2 separate regions of the Homo sapiens genome follow, and region 1 is linked to region 2. A link is a loop called in an ENCODE intact Hi-C map of the cell type or tissue named here. Cell type or tissue: dorsolateral prefrontal cortex. All regions are shown on one strand. Each heading gives the region's core, and the rest is flanking DNA. Links, peaks and the distances in the headings are about the cores only.

Region 1 (7,387 bases), core at 836-5,835, 290 kb after region 2:
TACACCACAACCGTCCGTCTTCCTTAATCAACGACACTCAAGTGCCTACTCTGCGTCAGGTGCTTTCTATGGCTTCTCCCATTTAATCCCCCTCTACCCTAGAAGGTAGATTCAACAACCATAGTTCCTATTTTACAGATAAGGAAGTTGCTGCTCAAGAAGTGAGGTTCCTTGGTCAAGGTCAGGGAACGGAACGTGTGAGTAATGAGCCAAGGATTCAACCCCAATAGTGTCTGGTGCAAAGCTCAGGCTTTCTCCAACTTGAACATTGAACCTTCAACCCCAATCGGGACGTTCTTCCCCACTCAGCCCTCTACAGCCAGGCCAAGGGGCTTCGGTACTGACTGCTGGTGTGAGCCCGCATCTCCTGTCCACGGAACACTTACCCTACACTCACCAGGCACTTCTGAGTATCCCTGTGTTGTTCTAGTAGGACAAAGTCACCGACCCATGCCCAGTATCCTTCCTCACCCCTCCAAACTCTCCACCTCTCTCTGGACACAAATCTGGGAGCCCAAGAATTGGCTGAAAGGTGCTGCTGTTCCCACCAGCCACCTGCCTCCTGTATTTCTGGCAGGGAAATTATACTTCATTACCTTAAAATGTATTTAATAGGGCATTCATTCCTGAATCTTCCACGGAAACTTTTGAAACAGGAGAGAAAATACCTCAAAGGTGTGATTTAAAGGGCCTTCTCTATGGATCTGGCCTGGCCACATGGGGGGCCCTGCTTACTTCAGAAGGAGCCCCCAGCCACCCGGCTTCCCTGCTCGCATGGGTACCTGCTCGACCGCCCTGATGTGCAGCATGGAGAATTGCTGTGTGCTCTCGAGTGAGGCAGCCTGGATGTACACTTAGTAAGTACAGAGAGGGGAGGGAGAGAAAATGGACACGTTCTGCTGGTGGGGAGTCCCTGGAAGCATGGCTGTGGCTCCTGGGTCATCCTCCCCCTGCCTTCGTTCCTGCCTCAGGAGGATACACTTACTTCCCTTCTTTCCCATTCATGGGTCATACCCGGCCATTCACTGCCTGAACATGCACCCCAATCTCTAAGCCAACCCAGGAAATATGCCAGCAGCCTTGGCATCAATATCCAGCCATGCCTGGCAATTCTGAGCCCCAGGAAAGTAACACCCAGTGGGCAGGTGCTGCTGACCCCCCACTTTCCCTCTACATGCTGGCGGGTTTACTATGGAGAACTGGTGGGTAAAGCCCCTGCTGGGATGGCTTTGAGGGATGTTCTACGGTGTCTTTCAGAGGTCCACAACAAGACTAAGCTCCACCTACCCACAGGGTCACGTGCTCCATAACAGCCTTCTTGCCCCTGCCTCCTTCTCCCCAGCCCTAGTCAACTGGTATTTCCTAGGGTCGACTGCCAAATAAACTGTTCATGCTTGACCGCTTGTCTCAAGTGTATTTCAGAGAGCACCAAACCAGGACAGCTGCACACATCATTCCCAGAATCTCGCGGCTGCCCCCAGCTCAGGGATAAGCGCCCCCAAGGACTCTCCCTTGCTGATCAGCCACATGGTTCAGCCCCAGGAGCTGGGCTTCCCTCTCTCCCTACACTTCCTTTCCAACTTGCATCTCAGGCCACCTTCAGGACTGAGGCCTGACTCCCAGCTGGAGTCTTGCCCACTGAGGTCTTAAATACAGCCCATCATCTGGGTCCCACTCTTCTCTCCATCTGTCCCAGTGGCAGCCATTCCCAGCATCAACTAAGGCCCTTGAATCTGTTTGGGCCATGAGACTGGTACAGATGCAACCTGAGAATCAGGTCCTCACTCTTCCCCTCCTATCGGTTGAAGAACCTGACCTCAGACAGGCAGAAAGAGATGAAATGCCCTGGGCTGAGGCAGTTGTGTTTGGTGGAAAGATATCAACAGTAGGAGGCAGACCGCTGTGTGCTCCTATCTCAGCACTGCCATTTGCAAGCTGCTCTGCCTTGGGTGAGTTAATTTCTCTGAGATTCAGCATCTTAACACTTAAATGATACGTGGCGGAGATGGCTAACTGTCCCCCATGGTTCGTCCCCCCTCTTCCATAGCACAAAATGAGATGGGGGCTGCCTGGGCAGGGACTACATTTCTGGGCATTCCTTACACTGAACCGACTGCTATTTATCATTTAGTTGTCACCAACAAAATGAGTGGAAGGGAGGCCTATCACTTCCAGACCAGTGTGGTTGAGATGCCAACTTATCTTCTTCACCATCTCTCCCAGCTTCCTCCCACATTCAGGGGACTCCAGAGTTCTAAGCCTGGGTCCCTGAATCACCACATGGAGGAGAGCTGCCTGTTAACCAGAAGCACCAGCATTGTATTATTTGAGCAAAAAATATTCATTAAGCTACTGAATTGTGGAGGTTTATTTGTTATAGCAGCTGGCATTAGCCTAGCCAATATATAATCATATCTCCATGTTGTGAAGAGCTAAAGGGATCATACAGATAGCAGCTACATGTAATGAGCACTTACTGTGTGCCAGACTCTGTTCTTCACATGCATGGTCTGTCTCACTTAATCCTCAAAGCAACGACATTATCCATATTTTATAGCTGGGGAAACTCAAGCACAGAGATGTGAAATTATATACCCAAGATCACACAGCTAGGAAGTACTAGATCTGACAATAAATCTGTGTTCTTAACCACTAAGTTGAACTGTTTCCCAAATGCAGTGTTAAATAGCATTTAATACAGTGTCCGGCACAGAGTGAGTGTTCCCCAAATGGGCACAGTCACTGTTAATTAGGCTGAGCAAATGCATACCCCAGGAGCGTCTCCTCCTCGAGGCGCTGACATGGGTGTCCTTGCAGCTTATCCTGTTGCCTGATGCTCCACTGCCCCATCTGCTGGTGCCTAACTAACATCAGCTCCCCTCCGTCTCTATCTCAGTGCCCTTACTGGTCGGCAGACCCCTGCTCAGCCACCGTGCACAGGCATATTCCTTTCTTCGACATTCCCCTGGGCCAGGCAAAGTGGGGAAATCTGTTCAGGGTCTCCTGATGCCTGTTGGAGTCTTTGTCTAAATGGGGCTGAGGCTCTCACTCTGGGCAGATGAATGACACAAGGGCGCCCTCTCTGGTGGGTGCAACCCTGGGGTTCCAGCCTCACCTGAGTGCCCTCAGTTCAGGACACAGCCCGCCCACCTGAACCCTGACCAGTCACGGCTTCCAGATGCCCTGAGTCACTCCTCAACAGGAACCCCTCCTGTTGGGGAGCCTGAAATGAAACCCAAGATTTTCTGAGGCTGAAACATCCCTCACAGCCCTTCCCTGCAGCTGACAGCCCCACGGGGGAGTCAGCGAGCTGTCCCCTGCTCCCCTGGCAGAGGCCTCTGCGAGGTCCCCTGGACAGCTTCTGGCCTTGGCTTCAGCCCAGCCTCCCCCAGGGCTATTTCTGGCCAGGCGGGTAATAGATTTCTGCCTCCTTTTTGAGGGCCTTTTGTGTGCCCTCAAACCTGGGGCCAAATGCTTCCCCTCCAAAAGAAAAAAAATAATAACAGCCGTGCTTCCAGCCCCTGCACTAGGAGACTTGTGGGGCCAGACGACCCCGGAGTGAGCTGGCTGAGGTTTCATTTCTGGTAACTGCCCACCCCTCTTCCCTGAGCCTGGCTTCACAAAGCTCGCTTGTGGGACACCAGTGAAGCATCTAATGTGTGGGATATATGGAGGCAGGGGCGCCTGCCCTGCATTTCCTGGCATATGATTTATGAGGTGGGGCTGGGCTTGCTTCCCTCCCTCCCCAGCCCGACCCTGCCCAGTCGGGGAGATACAGAGGCTGGAATTCTCCCCGGTGGGGGTCCAGGATCGGGCACCCTGCCACACTGCTCCAGGAATCTGCTGTGTCTCCTGCCTGCCTGTTAGAGGCTAAAGGAAGCCATGATTTCCACATTATACATAAGGAAACTGAGGCACAGTTAGGCAGCTAGACTTGGGTCCCAAATGGGGGAGCTTGGGCCAGCAGAAATTGCCTTCTCTGGAGGCCAGCATTTTTCATACCTGTACTCATTGGAATCTTCTGGGAGGTGTTTAAAAATGCTGATTTCCAGCAAGAATTCTCAAGAGACTGACTCAGCCATGTTCGGTACACACTGTCATAGAGGGTGCACTTTAATAGGCATCAGACAACTCCTCAGGGATGATGTTGAAACCTGCAGAAGTCCCAAACCTGGCCTGAGCCTGCACCACATCCTGAATCTACAGGGGATGGGCCTGGGCATTTTGCTTTTAACAAAGCCTGAAAACTCCTGAATATGAAAGCCGAAAGGGACTGTGACATTGAAGAGTCCAGATTTCCTGTTTTCTGGATAAGAAGACTGAAGCTGGGAGTGAGAGGAGGTCTTGGCCAAGGTCACACATCAGGGTGGTTGGGCCTTTCCTTGAGGACAGGAGAAGAGAGAGGTGTGGGCTCTCCAGGAACCTGGAGGAGGTGAGAGGGAAAAAGGAAGAGCTTCACCAACCTGAATGCAGATAGACTTGAACATCCCTACCTCTGGGAGGCTGGAGTTGACGCCTGATCCCAGGCATCTGTCCCTCCGTCACTCAGGGTCAGAAAACCCCTCCCCACTTTCTGCAGTAGGACAGAAGTTCCTCCCTCTAGTTAGTGTCAGGGCTTAGTGTCAGCATCTGTAAGTTTGTCTTGAAGGCTGTGTCAGGCCCCTTAACAGATATCAGGTCCCTGCTCTCCAGGAAAAAGTCACAGCCATCCTCGAACTGCCCAAACATGGACCCAGTCAGCCTTTCCCCATGACCCACCCCCAGAACCCTGGGGCCCCTGGGGCACCCAGTCCCCAGGCCTGGGTGCAGGCTGCTAGGGCAGCATGTGGATGTATGCTTGCCTGAATTAAAAGGAAATAGATGGATGGAAGGGAAATTGTGTACAATTAATAAACGATGGTGCTTGGTTTGGATTTTCCATTGCTTTCAACTTTCAGAACATTGCTCCCATGAGAACGGACAGCTGTGACCCGAAAGAGGAAGGCCGGACATGCAGCCAGATGCCCGGGGGCTCGCCTCCCAGCCTGGCAAGTGGCTGGGTGTCTCGTGAGTGCTGCCATCCCTCTCTGAGTCTCCGCTTCCTTAGCTGTAAAGTGCAGGCTGCCAACTCTCCTTCACCCAGTCTCCGTCACAGCTTCCTGGGAGCCTGATTTGGGATGACGCAGGCGGAAGTTCCCAGCATGCATAGGTGCTGGATAGACAATTGTCCCCTAGAAGGGGACACACAAACAATTCTCAGAGGGAGCCCTCTGGCTTGTCCACGTGGAGATTCTGCACACCAAACACATTTTACAAACAGCACGTGTTAGCTAGCAGACATGGCTGTTCTCTCACTGTTGAGGAAAGGGGTGGAAATGTAGTCAGGTAAATATTTTTCAGGAAAGATCTTTCTCTCAGTACTTTTTCTGCCCCCAGATGTGTGAAAATTGAGAGAATGAATATAGAATTATCTTCTTGAGAGATTCTCCACACCGATCTTTACTGAAATTTAACAGACATATAGGAAAATGCACAATCCTAAGTGATAGCTCAGTAGGTTTCACGAACTAATCATTAGACATCCATGAAACTTGCGCCCAGGTCAAAAAGCTTCTAGCACCAGCATCTTAGAGTCTCTGTTGACCCAAAGTCCCCCCCAAGTCATGAGGCCCCCGCCCACAGCAACCATAACCACTATCCTGAGTTCTACCAGTCTGCTCTTTAACTGTATATGAATAAGTCCTACAGCATGTAGTGTTTGTTTGCTGTCTGGCTTCTTTACTTTGATGTTATGTTAGTGGTTTTAATTTGCCTTTCCCTGATTGGTAATGAGGTTGAACCTCCTTACATATACTTATTGGCCATTTTGTGAAGTACCTGTTCGAATCTTTTACCTAGATGTCTATTGGGATATCTGTCTTTTTATTGATTTGCAGGAGCTCTTTATTTATGATGGACACTGTTTAGGTATTTAGGTCCTTTATGAAGACTCCCTACCTCTTACTCAGACAGTTCATCCTGAAGACTTCAGGAGTTCTGGTCCCAATGGAAACCCATTGAATACAATCATTCAAGAGATTCCTCTCTAGCTCTCAATAGCAGCTTGATGCTGCCTTCTTCTTCAGAGTGCATTGTGGCTCTGCAGCACATAAAGAAGCTGGAGAATTTTGTCTCTGGGCTCTTCTTGCCTCTACCTCCCCCGTGCCTCTTTTTCACTTTTTGGTAACCTACCAGCTAGGTTCTGTTTCCATGGGCCTTGCTCTCAGCTGGCAAAAAAACAAATCACTTTTAAGGTGTATGGCAACCAGGTAGCTCCATGTCTTTTGGTTTCTGCATGGATGGGAGTGTAAGGAGGGTGGGAGTGGGACCTCAAGGAGTAGCTGGCACCCTCCTACTGCCTGTCACTGCACCTGGGACTCCCCCACTAAAGCTTTAATCCTCAATGACAGCAGCTATTTACAACATGGGGGAAGTATTTCCATATTTCAGCTGCAGGCTCAGGTGTCCTAGTGTGTACCCGCTGAATCCCAGTTTGCCTGTTGCTGAGCCCTGACCAGGTCTGTGGTGTTGGGCTGATTTTCGTCTTAGCCTCATCCCTGCCTGGGCCCAGAAGGAACAGCATGTGCTGCTGCCTCTGGCTCACTTGCATCCCATAATACCACGCTTTTGATCCTCAAACCTTATGCCAATCACACATTCCTATTCACAAGTCAGCAGCTCACTTTTGGCCTCCATTGGGCAAAACGCCGTCACAGAGCTTTACGGGAAACTTCAAGGGATAAGGCAGCAATGTGGGATCACAGGCACCACGGTAGATAGGCTGAGTGAGGGAGATGTTTTTCAGCAGGGGTCAGATTTAGGGAATCCAGCTGACTTCGGTGAACCAGCGGGAGGCCGAGCTCCATGCTGTTCCTGGACATCTCTTCTAGAGCTGGATATACATTACTCTCTGTTGCCTAATTGTCCCCAGAGCAGGAAACCAAAAGGTCTTGTGGAAGTTATTGCCTTGACATTTTGACTGAGCCATTTCCCCTCCAGGTGGGTGACCCAGAGCCTGTGTGTATTGGGCAGATACCAAAAATAACATTCACTGGTCTTAAAGTCATGTCCCCCAAAGCGTTCCCTTCTGCACATCTAAGCTCTGAAAGAATACTTTTTAAGGGTTAGGCATCTCCTCCAGGAAAGGCATTTTGTTGTCTTATTTGAGCAAAGAATGCACTTAGAGCTTCCAATTGACCCTGCCAGCCTGAGCAGAAGAGAGATTTCATCTACAAGGGTCACTATGAGGGTAAAACTTGAAACACATTTTCCTTTTTTAATGGAATACATGCTCAAGAGGAAAGATTCAAATGATAGAGATGGTCTGAATGCTCAGCCTAAATGTTAGTGCTTTATGGCAAGAACAAGC
Region 2 (7,387 bases), core at 1,440-6,439:
GCAGCTTCAACCAACTCCCGACACAATATGAGCTATGATTACACCACTGCACTCCAGCCTGGGTGATAAAGTGAGACCTCCTCTCTAAGAAAAAAATAAATTAGCCGGGTGTGGTGGCTCATGCCTGTAATCCCAGCACTTTGGGAGGCCGAGACGGGTGGATCACCAGGTTAGGAGATCGAGACCATCCTGGCTAACACAGTGAAATGCTGTCTCTACTACAAAAATACAAAAAATTAGCCAGGTGTGGTGGCAGCCGCCTGTAGTCCCAGCAACTCAGGAGGCTGAGGCAGGAGAATGGTGTGAAGAGGTGGAGTTTGCAGTGAGCAGAGGTCACGCCACTGCACTCTAGCCTGGGTGACAGACCGAGACTCTAGCTAAAAAAAATAAAAAAATAAAAAAGTAAAATTGATCCGGGAATGGAGGCTTATCGTGGAAATCATAGCACTAGCAGGGTGCTGTCCGTCACTAATCTGATGTCCCCTCTCCCTTGACATGGGGCATGGCCTGCCTCAAACTCTGGCCCATGAAAAATGAGAGGCAGTGACGAATGTCACTTTCATTCAGAAGCATTTACTTGCTGCTGCTCCACTTTTCACCACTCTCATTCCCTAGCTGGGACGCTGATGCCTTCTAAGAAAACAGCCTAATAAAATCATTTGGGTCTCTAAGTGAAGGGCCCCGCCCACCCAGGCCAATCCCTCTTGATAGATAATGTGAGCACGAAATCAACTTGTGTTGCTTAAACCACTGAGATGTGGGGTTATTATGCCACTGGCTTCCCATCCCCTTCAGAGTCCAAGTCCAATTCCTCCCACCATGACCTCCACAGCCCTGCACCACCCACCCCTGCTGTGACCTCCCTCCCTCCACACTCATCTGGCTCAGGGCGCTCCAGGCCCACTGACCCCCTTGGCTCCCTTCTGCCTGGGTGCCTTTCCCTGTGCATCCGTGCATCCCTTCACCTCCCTTGCTCCAGGGTCGCTCTTCAGCAGGTCTTCCTTGGCGCCTGACCGTCTACACGTCTAACCTGTGACCACACACTTCCCCTCTGCCTTCTCCATCTCATTATTTGCTCCACATCCCATTCCCTAGCATAACGCACACTTGGTTCCTCTAGGTTATTGTTTGTCTCCCCTCCCCAAGAACGGAGCCTCCCTGAGGGGAGGGCAGCGGGGTTTGTAGGCTTTATTTCCTGCTGAGTCCCCCGGCCTGGCACCCAGGAAGTTCTCAAGGAAGCACTGCTGAAGGTGCATCCGGAATTGGTGGGTTCTTGCTCTCACTTACTTCAAGAATGAAGTCTGGGACTCTCTCAGTCAGTGTTACAGTTCCTAAAGGCGGTGTGTCCAGAGTTTGTTCTTTCTGATGTTCGGATGTGTTCAGAGTTTCTTCCTTCTGGTGGGTTCGTGGTCTCAGTGGCTTCAGGAGCTAAGCTGCAGACCTTCACAGTGAATGTTACAGCTCATAAAGGCAGTGTGGACCCAAACAATGAACAGCAGCAAGATTTACTGCAAACAGCAAAAGAGGAAATACCCCACAGACTGGAAGGGGACCCGAGCAGGTTACCACTGGTGGCTTGGGCAGCCTGCTTTTATTCTCTTATCTGGCCCCACCCACATCCTGCTGATTGGTCCATTTTACAGAGAGCCGATTGGTCTGTTTTACAGAGAGCTGATTGGTCTGTTTTGACAGGGTGCTGATTGGTGCGTTTACAATCCCTGAGCTAGACACAAAAGTTCTCCAAGTCCCCACTAGATTAGCTAGATACAGAGTGCCTATTGGTGTATTCACAATCCCTTAGCTAGACATAAAGGTTCTCCAAGTCCCCACCAGATCAGCTAGACAGAGCACTGATTGGTGCATTTACAAACCTTGAGCTAGACACAGGGTGCTGATTGGTGCATTTACAACCCCTGAGCTAGATACAGAGTGCTGATTGGTGTATTTACAATACCTTAGCTAGACATAAAGGTTCTCCAAGTCCCCACTAGACTTAAGAGCCCAGCTGGCTTCATCCAGTAGATCCCGCACAGGGGCTGCAGGTGGAGCTGCCTGCCAGTCCCGAGCCTTGCGCCCGCACTCCTCAGCCCTTGGGCGGTGGATGGGACTGGGTGCCGTGGAGCAGGGGGCGGCGCTCGTCAGAGAGGCTCGGGCTGCACAGAAGCCGATGGCGTTGGGGGAGGCTCAGGCATGGTGGGCTGCAGGTCCCGAGCCCTGCCCCGTGGGGAGGCACCTAAGGCCCAGCGAGAAATCGAGTACAGCGCCAGTGGGCGGGCACTGCTGGGGGACCCGGCGCACCCTCCGCAGCTGCTGGCCCGGGTGCTAAGCCCCTCACTGCCCGAGGCCGGCCGGCCGCTCTGAGTGTGGGGCCCGCGGAGCCCACGCCCACCTGGAACTCACGCTGGCCCACAAGTGCCGCGCTCAGCCCCGGTTCCCGCCCGCGCTGCTCTCTCCACACCTCCCTGCAAGCTGAGGGAGCCGGCTCCGGCCTCGGCCAGCCCAGAAAGGGGCTCTCACAGTGCAGCGGCGGGCTGAAGGGCTCCTCAAGCACAGCCAGAGTGGGCAACGAGGCCGAGGAGGCTCCGAGAGCAAGCAAGGGCTGCCAGCACGCTGTCACCTCTCAAAGGGATGAAGGTGTGGGCTCATGCCGTTTTCCCGCAGCCTGGAGGAAGGGGTGGACAACCCGGTTGCATTCAGAGGGGGAAGCTCACAGTGGGCGGAAGTCCCATAACTGGAAGTGACCTGCAGGGCTGAGCCGCTAAAGCTGGCCTGCCCGACTGACAGCAGCACATCTCTGCCCGAAGCCTCCGGCCGAGCCTCGCTTCAGGTACCTACTGCCCGCGCCCCGCTCTCCAGCCTGGCACAGACTCAACTGGCAGGCTGGTTCTGCTGGGGCGCCCGAGTCGGGCCGCGGCGCCACCTGCTGGACACACGATCCATCTGCGCCTCCAGAAGCCGGCGGCCTGTGGGAAAGGAAGACCCCGCTCCTACCCTGGGACTCAGCTTTGAGGCCCTCAGAGGGTTGAAGTGCGTGCCTCAGGGTGTGAGCCAAGAGACAACACCGTTCCCTGGTGTGGTCACGGCGTGGTTAGGAGCTCCAGGGCTGGGCTCTGACAGACCTGGCTTCAGTTCCTGCCTGGACCACTTCCTAGATGTGTGACCCTTGGGGAGCACTCGAGCCTCCCATGCCTCATCTGTGAAACTGAAATGACGCCCATCAGAAGGAGCTCTCCCACCTTCCTCCAAGCCATTCTCCATCCTTTCGCTTTGCCTTTTTTTTCTTTTATAGCACGTACCACCGTCTGATATTTTAATATCCCTTGTTTACTATCTCGCCCACAAAATGTCAGCTGTAGCGTGGTAGCAACTTAGCTCACTGCTGTATCCCAAAAGCCGCAAGCAGGGCCTGCCAGGGTTGGGGCTTCATAAAAACACTTCTCAGTTGAAACACACTTTGCACAATGACTAGCACATACTAAGTATTCCATAAATGGTATTATTATCTTCATTATGCATTCATCAATTCACTTATGCATTTATTCATTTCTTCTTAGCTGATTCACTCACATATAGTTATTTAAAAAATGGAGGTAAAAGATATGTAACATAGGATTTACCATTTAACTATTTTTAGGTGCGCAGCTTGCTGGCACTGAGTCCGCTCACATTGCTGTGCAGAGTCACCACCATCCATCTCCAGAACTCTTCCCATCTTTCCCAGCTGAAACTGCACCCATGAAACCCTCACTCCTTGTTCCCCTCACCCAGCCCCTGGAAACCAGCATTCTACTTTCTGTCTCTATGAATTAGACTGCTCTAGGGATCTCATGTAAGTAGAATCATAGAGTATTTGTCCTTTTATCACAAGTATTTTGGAGCCCCTACTACATACAGTAAGGAGTAGTTCTTGTAGCACCAAGGTGAGGATTAACTGAGATCAATGCAGGTAAAGCACCTAGCACAGGGCAAGTCACAGATGGAGAGCCCAGATTAAATTAGGGCCCCATCCCCTGCACCTTCCTCCCTGAGCTGTGAGGTGAGGTCGTGCTTTTGCCCTGGCAGGGAATTCTCACCCTTGATTTCCCTCTGTGGCTGCTATACTCTATGTAGACACCAGATGGCCGACTTGTACCACGGAGATGTCTTTGGCTGCTGCCTGCAGAGGGGAGCATAGAGAGATGCCGGGAAAGAGGGAGCCTGTCTGGGGCTCGGAGGCAGCAGGAAATGATTAAGAAAAAGGGTGCTGTGGATGAGACACAGGGGCCTAAATCCCCTAGGGTTTGAATCATATGTCGATAGCAGGGATCCTGCAGAGAGGAGGAAGAGGAGAGAAGGGACAGGATGTTGCAGCGGAAAGAGCACAGGGGCTGTTGCTGTATACTTGGGGAACACACTCAACCCAGCTTGGCCACCTTTCTGCTAATGCGTCTTCTGATAGCCGCTCTGTAGAGTTGTTTGGGACATTAAGTGAAGAGGTTTGCTGAGGCTCCTGGCACACGGCAAGGCTCTGTGGGGACTGATGCATGGCAAAGAGAGGCTCCTTCTGGGACCACGACACAGCCAGGAGGTGGGGGAATCTTTATCCCTCCTCACGCCACTCAGTGAAGGCCACTCCATCTCCTACTTACTAAGTTTCCACTGAGTGCCAGACCCTAAGCCAGGTGGTAGGCAACCAGGGACCTTAGCATGCCTCCAGTCCCTGTCCAGCCTGCTAGTGAGTGGCACAGGAGAGCCTGCGTCGCTGGGGTCCTCCCCCACCTGCTTGTCAGCCCCTGCTGCTTCCAGGAGCGCTTTGGTCTCCTAAGCAGGAGTGGCCAGGCAGGGGGTGTCATATGCCCACTTTACAGATTCCTCTCCGCCCTCAGAAACTAGTTTTTATTGCCCACAAAAAGCCTTATTTAAGAAACTAGACACAAAAGGTCACAAATTGCATGACTGCGTTCTTTGAAATGTCCGGAAAAGACAAATTCAGAGACAGACGGTAGATTAGTGGTTTCCAGGGGCTGAGGGAGGGGACGATGGGAAGAAACTGCTTAATGGGGTTATCTTCTGTGAATGATGAAAATGTTTTGGAACTAGATAGAGGTGGTGATTGTACAACATTGTGAATGTACTGGATTGTTCACTTTAAAATGTTAGCTTTTTTTTTTTGGGAGACAGATTCTCACTCTGTCGCCCAGGCTGGAGTGCAGTGGCCGGATCTCAGCTCACTGCAACCTCCAGCTTCTGGGTTCACGCGATTCTCCTGCCTCAGTCTCCCCTAGGATTACAGGTGCATGCTGCCACACCCACCTAATTTTTGTATTTTTAGTAGAGACAGGGTTTCACCATGTTGGCCAAGCTGGTCTTGAACTCCCGACTTCAAGTGATCTGCCCACCTTGGCCTCCCAAAGTGCTGGGATTACAGGCGTGAACCACTGCGCCTGGCTACGTTATGTAAATTTGACCTTAATTTTTAAAAAGGTGATTTAAAAATATGTTACTGCTATTGTGACCATTAAAGTTAAGGGCTGGGAGAGGTATAAGGACCTTCCAAACCTTGAAATCCAAAGACTGGAGCTTTTCTCTCTCTAACGATTGAGGAAGGACTGTATCCATCCATCTGTCTGTCTGTCTGTGCATCCATCCGGCCTTCTCATCATTCATCTATCCATCCATTCACCTACTCACCCATCCATTCTTCCGCCATTTATTTTATTATCTGTTTTCTTATTATTCATCCACCAATGTATCATTCCCTCTGTTTCCTCGCTTACCCATCTGTCCATGCACGCACCCACCTACCTGCCTATACTCCCATTCGTCCAACCACCCATCCATCCATCCACCCACCCACCCACTCACCTACCTGCCATGCTCCCGTTCATCCATCCATTTATCCATCTACCCATCCATCCATCCACCTATCCATCCACCCATCCATTCATCCATCCACCCATCCATTCACCAACCCACCCACCTACCTGCCATGCTTCCATCTTTCCATCCATCCGTTCATCCACCCACCCACCCATCCATTCACCAAACACTCACCCACCTACTTGCCATGCTTCCATCCTTCCATCCATCTACCCACCCACCCATCCCTTCACCAAACACTCACCCACCTACTTGCCATGCTTCCATCCTTCCATCCATCTACCCACCCACCCATCGATTCACCAACTCACCCACCTACCTACCATGCCTCCATCCATCCATCCCATTCACCATCCACTCACCCATTCATCCACCTACCCATCCATTCATCCATCCATCCACCAACCCACCCACCTACCTGCCATGGTCTCATCCATCCATCCATCCACCCAGCAGACCCTTTAGCCCCTTCTCTGTCTCAAGCATCATAATTTCAATAATAAGCAACTCAAAATCAGTCCTTATCCTCAAGGGGTTCCCTGTGTCCAGTGGAAGAGACACACTCTTAAATAATTACAATGGACTATGGTAAATGCTCCCTGAGAGAAGCTTGGGAGATTGTGGGAACACGAAGCAGGGCAGCTGACCCAGCTGGGTCAGGGGAGTATGGAAAGGGCTTCCTCAGGGAAGCAATGTGTTAAGTGCAGCCTTGAAGAATAAACAGGAGAAAACCCAGAAGATGTGTTTTGATTGGGGGTGGTGGTGGCCAGAAGGGGAGAAAGGTGCTTCTTGCAGAGGGATCTATAAGATCAAATGCCCCAGTGCGGTGCAAGAACATGGCACAAAGAAATGTCCAGTGTGGTAGGAGTTTAGCATTTGAGAGGGGAGAGTGCAGTGGCCAAAGGATGGAAGAGGGACTCACAGGCAACCTCAGAACAGGTGGATGGGGCTTCACGGGTCAAGGCAAAGAGCTTGGGTGGTGGGGAGCCATGGGAAGGTTTTAGGCCAGAAAACAACCTGATAAGATCTGCATTTTAGACTAATCCCTCTGCTGCAGTGTAGAGGCTGGACTGGAGGGGGCGGGCCGGAAGGTGGAAGATAGGGAGGAGCCAGGTGAAGAAGAAGAGGCATTGGGTACAAGTGTGTTACTGGGAGTATCCTCAGGACCCAGATGGTCCAGTGACAGGTGTCCTCACTGGACCCTTCCCATTCCAGCGACCCTGAGCAGCACCCCTTCCAGCTGCCAGCGACGCCCTTGCTGGGATCCGAAGCCAGAGTTCATCACTTTGAGTTACATGCTGGTTGGGGCTTTGGGGCTCTGCCTCTGGCTGCGCCCTGGGCTCTGGGCTGCTGCAAGGGAAGGGAGCAGAGGAGGAAAGGCAGCCTGTTCAGGGGCAGGGGTCTGGAACCCACAGGGGACAGGCCCTTCCCCTGTGCTCCTCCTCCCTCTCCCCTCCCACAACCCCTCCTGCAGACCATTGCTCACCTCCTCTTACTCCATTACTTCCCTCAGAAGGGACTTGACTAT

The links. Hi-C counts contacts between places; a loop is a spot of excess contacts. Peaks named below come from ENCODE experiments on the same cell type or tissue, not always from the same donor. Only the 100,000 strongest peaks of a DNase experiment are listed, where the experiment ranks them.
Region 1: a loop joins it to region 2, with 4 times the contacts of the local background. A loop is called at or near these places in 15 of 110 quality-filtered maps.

Annotation. Positions count from the first base shown.
Region 1 is chr3:10,768,415-10,775,801 of GRCh38, reverse strand. No RefSeq gene overlaps it. Among named protein-coding and RNA genes, the nearest start is that of LINC00606, 7.9 kb to the right of the region's middle. RefSeq lists enhancers at 2,827-3,326, 3,327-3,828. In dorsolateral prefrontal cortex, for the core only: CTCF peaks have their summits at 2,680 and 2,887 (motif pointing left); a DNase peak (open chromatin) is centred at 2,881.
Region 2 is chr3:11,056,445-11,063,831 of GRCh38, reverse strand. It overlaps LOC101927467 (a long non-coding RNA gene), which reads right to left and starts at 1,567. Exons shown (of 3, transcript NR_188517.1): 1 at 1,288-1,567. In dorsolateral prefrontal cortex, for the core only: CTCF peaks have their summits at 2,935 (motif pointing left), 3,915 and 4,121 (motif pointing right); DNase peaks (open chromatin) are centred at 2,861 and 4,141; H3K4me3 peaks cover 1,428 bases; H3K27ac peaks cover 558 bases.